Linked DNA regions of Homo sapiens: region 2 is linked to region 1. Evidence: chromatin loops called from intact Hi-C (ENCODE). Cell type or tissue: HepG2. All regions are shown on one strand.

What was found. Hi-C counts contacts between places; a loop is a spot of excess contacts. Peaks named below come from ENCODE experiments on the same cell type or tissue, not always from the same donor. Only the 100,000 strongest peaks of a DNase experiment are listed, where the experiment ranks them.
Region 2: it touches region 1 in a loop (16-fold over the local background); 1 of 110 quality-filtered maps calls a loop at or near these places.

The regions. Positions count from the first base shown.
Region 1 is chr3:41,115,551-41,120,550 of GRCh38, forward strand. No RefSeq gene overlaps it. Among named protein-coding and RNA genes, the nearest start is that of CTNNB1, 81 kb to the right of the region's middle. RefSeq lists an enhancer at 2,003-2,132. In HepG2, no CTCF peak of the experiment used is centred here; DNase peaks (open chromatin) are centred at 1,541 and 2,041; H3K4me3 peaks cover 805 bases.
Region 2 is chr3:40,717,283-40,722,282 of GRCh38, forward strand. LOC124909370 (a long non-coding RNA gene) reads right to left here and starts at 3,719. Exons shown (of 2, transcript XR_007095888.1): 1 at 3,470-3,719; 2 at 96-307. It also overlaps a transcript of LOC105377043 not described here. In HepG2, a CTCF peak has its summit at 2,821; DNase peaks (open chromatin) are centred at 2,829 and 3,309; H3K4me3 peaks cover 519 bases.

The sequences.
Region 1 (5,000 bases):
GACCTGCATTCTTCCCTGCTCCCCAAATGTAGGGTCGGCCCCCACCTGGGGAGGACTGCAATGGTTCAGCAAAGCCTGCTTGAGATGTAAGTCTGTCTAATCATAAGTTTGGTATTTTGATATCCACAGTTGCCACATAGCTAAGGTTCATTCTCTACCATCAGCTTTGCTGGTGAGGATGCTGATTTTCCGTTGTCAATCCAGAGGCTTTCTAGATCTGCCTCAATGATTCAGAATCCAGGTGGAGAAGAGACATGCTATACACTGGACTCAAATTCCAACAACAGAAGTTGTCTTGTACAGAGCAAGAATGGCAAATGGGCTGAGTAAAACTAAGGGAGCCCTAAAAGAGTTAGACTAGTTCTAGGTGCAAATGTCAGTACATAGTCCAACCAATGAGAGTTCAATGACTCAAGATTAAAAAAAAAAAAACAGGCAAAGCAGTGGCTCACAACTATAATCCCAGTGTTGGGAGGCCGAGGCAGGAGGATTGCTTGAGCCCAAGAGTTAGAGACCTCCCTGAGCAATATAGCAAGACTCCGTCTCAACAACAACAAAATTAGCCAGATATGGTGGCACACACCTGTAGTCCCAGCCATTCAGAAGGCTGAGGCAGAAGGATAGCGTGAGCTCAGAAGTTCAAGGCTATAGTGAGCTATGATCACACCACTGCACTCCAGCCTGGGGACAGAGTGAGATCATGTCTCCAAATAAAAAATAAAGATAAATTAAAAAGCACTTTCTACTGTCCCATTACTTGAGTCACAATATTTCAATGCATGCAAAAGTATATATAGGTATTTATCCAAATAGGTAGCTATCTCAGGTGGGTAGGCATATAGGAATTGTGAATTTAGTTTCATTTTTTTCATTTCTTAGGATTTAGAGTCTATTTATGTGATATTTGAGGATCCTGCTTCCATGGACTGACATTCTTGCAAGCCCAAGCACAGAGCTGACTCTGCCAGCATCTTTTCCAGTTCTACCCCACCTATGAGAACCCTAAGAGTTAGGGACCACACAGGACAGATCAACCCTCTTTGTGATCCTGGCTGTGCCACTTATCACATTCAGCCTGTTTCCTCCTCTGGAAAAGAAAAATAGCAGGACGTCCCTTGCAAGGTATTTTTGAGGACTAATTGATAAGTGCAAACAATTTCTGAATGTTTATAGTCTTAGTTTGAAGGAATAAAACTTAAGTGGAGTTAAAGATAAAGGGCAAAAAGACCAATGAGAGAAAAGGGGCTAGAGACCATGTGGGGATTTAGTGGATTTAGTGCTGCTTGGAGGAAAGCCCCTGGGCAAAACAAGATTAACTTCTACAATCTTCTCCAGATTCTGAGAATGCACCAGATCACGGAGCCTAAGACCAATGTCTTGGTATTTGGCCTACACCTTACCACACAATCGTGCATTAAAAGCATAGCTCAGGGTCAACAGGACCCCCTGGTTTCCTGTGTGTCAGTCTGGCCTTCCCAGTCAGAACACAAGCTCCTTGTCTCACACGGGGCGTCTCTGTGTGCCCCGCAGCCCTGGGTGCAGAGCAGACCCTCAATAAATATTTGCAGATTGTCTGCTGGGAACGAGGCCTGACTTACTCCAGCTGCATCACAGACCTTCTGCCACCTCTGGGGCCCGTGGCTGCCTTTCAGACCTCAATGATACAGACGAAATGTGATTGCTACCAACTGTGGATAAAATAACCGTTTCCTTATACTCCAAGGGGAGAAAAAGCCAAGGTAGAGGCCTGGAAGGCTGTGGTGGCCACTGCAACAGGGCCCATGTGAATATCACAGACCTTCCATTTCTGTGACATAGGGAAAGGTCAGGTGAATGCTGACTTTTCTGGCTGGCTGGGGCATTACCAGGGCAGTGCAGCAGGGCCCATAGGAGAAAAAAATGGATGGGAGGACAGGAAGTCACCAAAGAGCCCTGCATTCTGCAATGATGTGGCGCTCTGACCACGCCCAGCCGCCCAGCAGCTCCAGCGAGGAAACAACTTCCTTTTGTGGTCTGACCCTGGCTGGCCGCCAGGGCTTCAACAAGAGCCTTGTGATGTGCACTTTTGAAATGTGTTGGTGGTGCGGAATGGCATGTCTAACTCGTGTTTAGTGCCCTTCAGCGTTTACGTCTCTTTCCCACGCCCACTGACGCAGACTGGCTGCATGTGGGGAGCTGGGGTAGTCGGCCAACCCAATGCCTGACCTTGTGGCCGGGGCACTTGAGACACGCTTCCTTTTCCCCTAAACCTGGCCTCAGTCAGGCCAAGGGTACGGCTCCCTGAAAGGACAAAGAAAAGAGAAAAGGAAGCCTGACTGATACTAGCTGCCAGACAGGCATTATGTTGTTTTTAATCTTCATGACAATTCTGTGGGGTTTTATGGCCTCCCTTTTACAGATGGGGAAACTGAGGTTCAGAGAAGTTAAATCTTTTTCTCAGGGTAAACACAATTAGAGCATGGGGAGCAGGGACTCCACCCTAGCCTGTCTCCTCCAATGATCAGACTCTTTCCAGACACCACAACTCCTCTCTTAAGACCCCAGGGTCACTCTCCTTGGGGTCAGAGGCAGCCACACTCCATGTTTCTATTGCCTGCATCCACGTCACAGATCAGAGTTTGAGAAGGGTCAGAGTCAGCCAGGTCAGTTCTCTCCATGCCCATACTTTGCTTTAAAGGCTTTTCACTCGATTTGGGTTGTTAATTCTCAAAGTATGTCCGTCAACGTGCAAAAGTTACTGTGCATATTCTTTTCCCACTGTTTTCTTGTTTTTCTGTTGTTTGTTACCTAAGGTAGCTCCTGCCAGTCTCTGTGTGTACTAGGCAATTCGTGCATTGCTATAAAGAAATACCTGAGACTGGGTAATTTATAAAGAAAAGAGGTTTAATTGATTCACAGTTCTGCAGGCTGTCCAGGAAGCATGGCAGCATCTGCTTCTGAGGAGGCTGAGGAGGCTTTTACTCATGGCAGAAGGCAAAGCAAGAGCAGGCACGTCACATGGTGAGAGCAGGAGCAAGAGAGAGAGAGTGCTAGGGGAGAGGTCCCACATACTTTTAAACAACCACATCTCACAAGAGCTCACCACTATCGTAAAGACTACACCAAGCCATGAGAGATCCGCCCCCGTGACCCAAACACCTCCCACTAGCCCCACCTCCAGCACTGGGGATTATAATTCAACATGAGATTTGGGTGGAGACAAATATCCAAACTACATCACTGTGGAAACACCAGCAAGTTGTCTGAGTGGTCTCTAGGAAACCCAAACCCCAACCAGTGGATGATAAATAGCCCCTCGTTTGTGAAGTGCTAACACCTTGGTGACACAGCCCTTCACGTCCCCTCCACTCACGTGATCTGGGAGGAGCTGCTCCAACCACACAGCCCCTGCCTTGGGCTAGTGCCCTCAGGAGATTAGAGTTCGAAGGCACATTGTTTATTTGGGAGGTAATCCCAGGAAATTCCAATAGGATAGTAAGGAAAGTGAGACGGGGAAGGAAAGGACAGTACAGGGGGTGTTCCTGATCAAGATGCCTCTGTGCGCAACTGGGCTCAGTCCCATGATGGCTCTCTGGGAGACTGGATAGGACATGCCTCAGAGTTGTGCCATCCAAGGGACAAGGAAGCTGGTGCATTTGCACACCAGTCATTGGTTTAGGGCTGCTCCCAGGTCAAAGTCCCTAGGCAGAGAGAGACATGTGGCTGCACACTTGTGGTGGCTCATACCTATAATCCCAACAATTTTGGAGGCCAAAGCAGAAGGATCACTTGAGTTCAGGAGATCAAGACCAGCCTGGGCAACATAATGAGACCTCATCAATACAAAAAAACTAAAAATGAAAAAATTAGCAAGACATGGTGGCCTGCACCTGTAGTCCTAGCTACTTGGAAGGCTAAGGTGGGAGGATGGATTGAGCCCAGGAGTACGAGGTTATAGTGAGTTATGATCACACCACTGCTCTCCAGCCTGAGTGAGACCCTGTCTCTTAAAAAGGAAAAAATTGCATGCTTGAGGTCAGCAGGTATATGGAAATAAAAGGTGCCATGGGAGATGGGCAGCTGCCAAGAGCACAGCAGGAGCCTCCATGGTGGTGCCATACAGGCTACCAGGAATGCAGGACAAAGCTCTTGCCCTCTTCCCTTCCTCCTCCTTGTTGGTTTAAATTTGGAAGATGCTACAGCAAGGGCTGTAGGCTGCCTTGTCTGCCTGCCTGCACACTTTCTCAGGGATCTCAGACCAGGGAAGAAACCATTAGGGGACCCTGTCCAGATTGGTGGAGTCTGAGGAGATAAAGATGGGGCACGTGGACTGGTAATCACTCAAAGGCAAACCTTCCAGAGAGCAGAAGAGGACTGACCCAGAGATCCCTTGATGAACCTAGCACATCTGCTAAGTGACCACTTGACAAGCTGAAAGACTGCAGTGAAAGCCTGCAACAATTGTAAGATTTCCAAACTTTTCCCAGGAGTTGTCCGCTAGAAGCAAAGATGACTGCAAAACAGAATCAAGCATGGCTCCTCTTATAAACACAGGGTGGGGTTGGGGCACAGGAAGAAGGAATTATTTGCAGCCTGTGGGAGGGGTGAAGGGTGCTGTGCCCCATTCCTTTACTATCCAGCAAGGAAATGACTGCCTCCTTTTCCTCCCATCGACAATCCTCCTCCTTCCTTCTGTTTCTGTTTGTCTGGATTCCCTCCGCTTATCCCTGCGGGCTTCTTATCCCCATCTGGTCTCTCTCTCCTCCTTCTCCCCACTCCCCAGCCTCCTCTTTTTGTGTCTCCCGGGGCCACTGGGTCCCGAAGGTGCCACATCATTATCTCCTGTCTTACTGCTCTCCCTTCATTCTCTCTCACTCTCCCCCGCCTTTCCCTGGGCTCCCAAAGGCTCCTTCCTCATCCCTTTTTAGAGACTTGTGTGTGCCTCTGTGAAGGGTTTGGAGTTCCCGCAATAGGAGATGCATACATAATTAGTGGGAGGGAACGAGGCATATGTGTCCCAG
Region 2 (5,000 bases), 400 kb before region 1:
TTTAATAACAACAACTTATGAAGGTTTAATAATAGAACATCTTTTTTGTTGTTGTTTTAAAAAAAACAAGAAGTTACAAAAAAGTGGCAACTTCATTAAATTTTCTAACATATTTTATTGTGTAGTAGTTTTATTTGAGATACGTACTAGGGTGACATCTTAACAGTCTCAGTGTTTAAGGCCTCTAAACATCTTGACCAGGTCTTGATTGCTGCAAGAAGTTGGGTAGCACTGCAGACTGGCTCTGTTGTATGGGAATCCTGGAGTCTGCTGATTGACACACTTTTAACACAAGTGGACCTGGAGGCTGAGTATGAGAGAGAGAAAGGCAGCTGGCTAAGGTCCCCAGTGTTAATACAGACCCCGCCCTAACAGGGGATAGACAGCCACAGCATTCCCCTACCCAGCTGAGGTCTGTAGTACTCTTGGGGTTTGGACTTGTCAAGGAGCTCAAAGAAAAATCCTCTGGCTCTTGTGGTGGGGAGGTTGGAAAAGGGGAATCCTGCAGGGACTGGCATTTGCACTGTAGCCAAGGTGGCAGCTAATTTCTTTTTCTTTTCTTTCTTTTTTTAAAATAGCAAATCCACCTTAGTCAAGGCACTCACTAACCATTGCTCCCTGGAGGCTGGAAGACAGAGCTAATTTTTAGGACATTTAAAATCATAACATTTTTAGATGCAGTCAAAGAGTGAAATCGACCTTGAGGTTGAGGGGAGAAGTTTAACATTATTGGGGATGAGCATGGAAGTGAATCATGCTAGCCACCATGGTTCAGTGATGGCCTAGAAGAGAATCAATGAGAGCTGCACAATTTGGAATGTTTTCAGCCTGACATACTTACTGGTGTATGTGATAGAGATTAGTGTACATTGACAGAGAGACAGAGACAAAAAAAGGGGTGGGGAGGAGATGGGGAGGGCAAAGGGGAGAGGGAGAAACAGGGTGGGGAGAGAGGGAGAAAGACTCATTTTATCTTTTAAGTAAAGCGTAATTATGGATCAATATTCCATACTGAACCTGCTGGTACTGGTTTCTGGTTTGCAGCAATAGCTGCCATGTACTGAGATTGCTTCCTTGGAGGAATGCAGGAAGCTGCCTCACACCATGCCAGGTTGACTGGGCTTGTTCCTGGGCACCCTCTTGCTAGGCCACATGTGCTAAGTCATTACTCACAAAAGGGCTGGACTGAGAGAACATAGGCAGACTTTTTTTTTTGGTATACATTATATCACAGAACCTTGGACAACTGGACCCTGTCCTTAATTAGATCTTCAACACATCCACCCATATGCTAGTGCTTTGAGGACAAGCTTCTACCTATAAGCAATGGATTCATTAAGCTAAGAAAAGATAGAAAGTGAGGTCTGGGAGAGCCTGTTTTTTGGAAAGTCTCTGCTTTCATGTCAGCTATGTGGGAATCCAGCTCTGAGACACAGCACTGAAAGCCAGAGAAGCAGAGGAAAGCTTGCGCTTACTGGCCCTAACCTCTCCCCTAGCCTAGAATCCTCCCTGCCACATCTCTGAGGGTTGGTAGCCAGCTTCTCTTTAATCTATTTGAGGGACAGGGAGCTTACAGCAAAACTAAGCCTTTTTTTTCTTAAATAAGAGAGCCTCTCTTGGTGCAACTTGGCCTACTTCCTCATTTTACAAACCTGTCAGTTTCATAATTGAAAAATGACATCTCATCATTGTTTTGTTTTCTGTATCTTTGATACAGAAAAGTTGAATGTATTTTTTCATATGCTTATATTGGTCATTTATATTCATCCTTCTGTGATTTAACACTACATTTCCTTTGCTCATGTTTTTCCTATTGGTGTGATGTTTTCAAGATTAATTTAAAAGAGTTTAACATGACTTAAATTATAACCTTTGTTTGTTACATTTATTTTCATATTTCTTTCCTGGTTTATAATTTTCCTTTTGTTATTGTTTTGTTATGTGTGAGAGAAAAAGAGAGCTGGTTAAGGTCCTTGGTGTCTATACAGACCCTGCCTCCAACAAGGGATAGATAAACAATAAAATATGTTACAAAACTTAGAGTAGATATTTTAAATTTTATGTAGTTAAACCTTTCTACATGAGATCTTTTGTTATATTTATTCACAGAAACTCCTTCTCATCCTGAAATAACTTAAATATCATTTTTTAACATTTAGATGTTTATGTCCTTTTAAAAATATTTAGTGTATATTTCACACATCTTAATTTTTATTTATTGTGAAGTCTAGATTAGATATAACTTTTTATCGCCTTCAAAAACAGCCATTTTCCTCAACACCATTTGTTCAGTAAACCATCTCCTCCCCTTAGTTTGTGATACATATGTTAGAGTAGGTAGCGAAGCAGACATGAGCAGGGCAGGAGAGGGCCTCCCCACTATCCAAAGAATGTCAGGCAACCGTCAGGTGATGGTCAGGTAGTTGTTAAACTAGCTCTCTAAAATAATAATTGGCCACAGCTGGCGCCAGGGAACGGCGGTCTCCCAATAGATAGAAAACACCTGAAACTGGTGATAAGCAGCTTCCCAGTAAGATTTCAGGAGCTGGGCAAGTGGGCTCAAGCATGCGCACTAAGAGGCAAAATGGCGGAGTTTAACTGGTGTATGACCTTCTTCTGGAAACGCTAAGCTGGTAAGGGAAAAAAACACCTCAAATGGGCATGCACTCAACTTTAGTAAACATACTGCACATGCGGCTCATCCCAAGTGCTGTCAGGCCACTGTGCATGTGGCCAGCCCACCCCCAGGGAAGAATCAGGGGAGAAGAAACGCAAACCCTGGAATCATGCCAATGATTCCCCAAATCGAGGGCTAGATGGAGCTCTTGGATCTCTCAGGTCAACCACTTGGCTCTCTTCCAAATGTACCTGACTTTCTTTCATTCCTGCTCTAAAACTTTTAATACACTTTCAGTCCTACTCTAAAACTTGCCTCAGTCTCTCACTCTGCCTTATGCCCCTCAGACAAATTCTCTGGAGGCAAGAATTGACTTGGTGCGCACCTGTATGAATCCACCCCTCTTAACATATATGATAGGCAAAATTCCCAAAGTCACTAAGGCCCGGTTTTCTGAAACAGCTTTAATCGTTATGCATTTCTTTCTGGTGTTGAATGGAAATCTGTCACCTTTTACCTTTTACTTCTTGAAGCTTCTGCTCCTGTGGCTCCAAAATATGAGGACCCTCATGACATTATTCTGTGAATGTGTGTAGGGGGCTCTGTGGACAGATGTGTCGCCAACAAGGCACCTTACTACAGATTGCACTTTGCTCTGTTTTCTTTAGTGAGAGGACGTTATCTTCTATGTCACATGTCACAGTTTCTAGCTTCATTAGAAACCACTTTGATGCCCCTGGGGGTAGCTTTCCCCAAAGGCTATGTGTAGGGAAAGTAGCCTCAGTTGTTAAGGGAGAAGCATGTTTTCAAGATGTATTACATTTTAAAGGTCTGAAAATAAGGCAGCCTTACCTATGGGCAGCCAGAGAGGTGGCGGAGATGGAGAAGTGGAGACAGTGGTTCGCAGTCTGCATGAGGGCCTGGAACCAGACCTGCCTGGGCACTAATGGGGCCAGCTTGTGGCCTGTTTCCACCCTGGGGAAGAGACTGGAGGTGTGCGTGTGGACTAAAAGAGAGTTACTACCTTGGTGCCCAAGCTTGCAAGCCTCTATACTTGCATAGGGATCATCCCTGTGGATGAGCACCCATGGGATAGTGTGGGTCTAAGCTCTAACAGCCATAGTCTGTTGCAGTGAGAAACAGTGGTTGCCATGGGATACCCAGACTCCAGTTCCCTCTCTGCAGCATCAGGGAAGGCTGACTGTTTTGTGACTGGGATTCCCGTTTGCATCAGGGAAGGCTGACTCCTTTGTAACTGAGTAACCCCCCTGGGAATCCAGTGTGGGCATCTGCGAAGCCTCAAGGGGAATATACTGAATTAAATGTTAATAATGTTTGTGTCTACTTAAGTAATTAATCAGAAAAAGTAAAGATTTGACATGCATTTGTGGAGCAGTTCAAACCAGTTAAACCTATCAAAACGGGTCAAATCAGATCAAACAGTTTAAACCACACAGCTATGGTTATTCCTCTCAAATCTTGTGGTCTCCAGACTCAATATTCTGATTTGTGTTATAATAAAGTCATTCTTAAAATGGCTTAACTTTCAGCACTGTTATCACCTTATCTAATTCATCTCCAGTTTGCCAATATTGCCATTAAACCACAGCATCTAGAATTTACCAGACAATCCAGTGAAGCCAGCAGATTGGTAACCACTCTTTGTCTGTATGCAGTATGGGTTAGATGTTTTCTATTTGTCTCTTCAGATCCACTTTCCACACTTCTCTACCCTAGCCTGGGCCTGGGTGGCTGGCTTGTGTGGACTGAATGGGCTGCATCAAGGGACTTCCTTGCTCTCTGGCTTCTGGTTGGGTTTGGCCGAGGGGCATCAGTAGAGACAGGAGGAGAGTGAGGTCCCGGTGCTTACTGCCCTGGCTTTCTTTTGCTTTGTCCCTCTACCCAAGGCCACAGCTCTTTTAGGCAGGTGTCTCTGATAACTCTTCTCTCCTGGTTTCCTTCCTTGGTCCTTGAGACATAGGGATGATAACAGCTTCCACTCTTATACCATATTTTGTGTTTTTCTTAGTTTTTCCTGCACTTTTATAAATAGTTCTCATTAAATGCTCCCTAATTACTCCATTTGACATTGTCATTTGTTTCCTAGGCATATGCATTTTGTGAAACATCAGGGTGTTTCTTATGCACATTATATTTGAGAACCATTGAGTGAACAGTGCTGAGGTGGCTAAATGGAATTCCCACCAGCTTTTTAAATTATATTATAGAAACAACGGTACATATGTTATGAGACTCCTCCTCTTGCTTCCCAGTGAGGAGGCAGAGCCATGTACATTATTGTTTGGCTGGATCTCTACACAGCCATCAGTGAATTGCTCTGAAATTGACCTTCTTATGGTAGAAGGTAGGTCCTGCCTGAAAA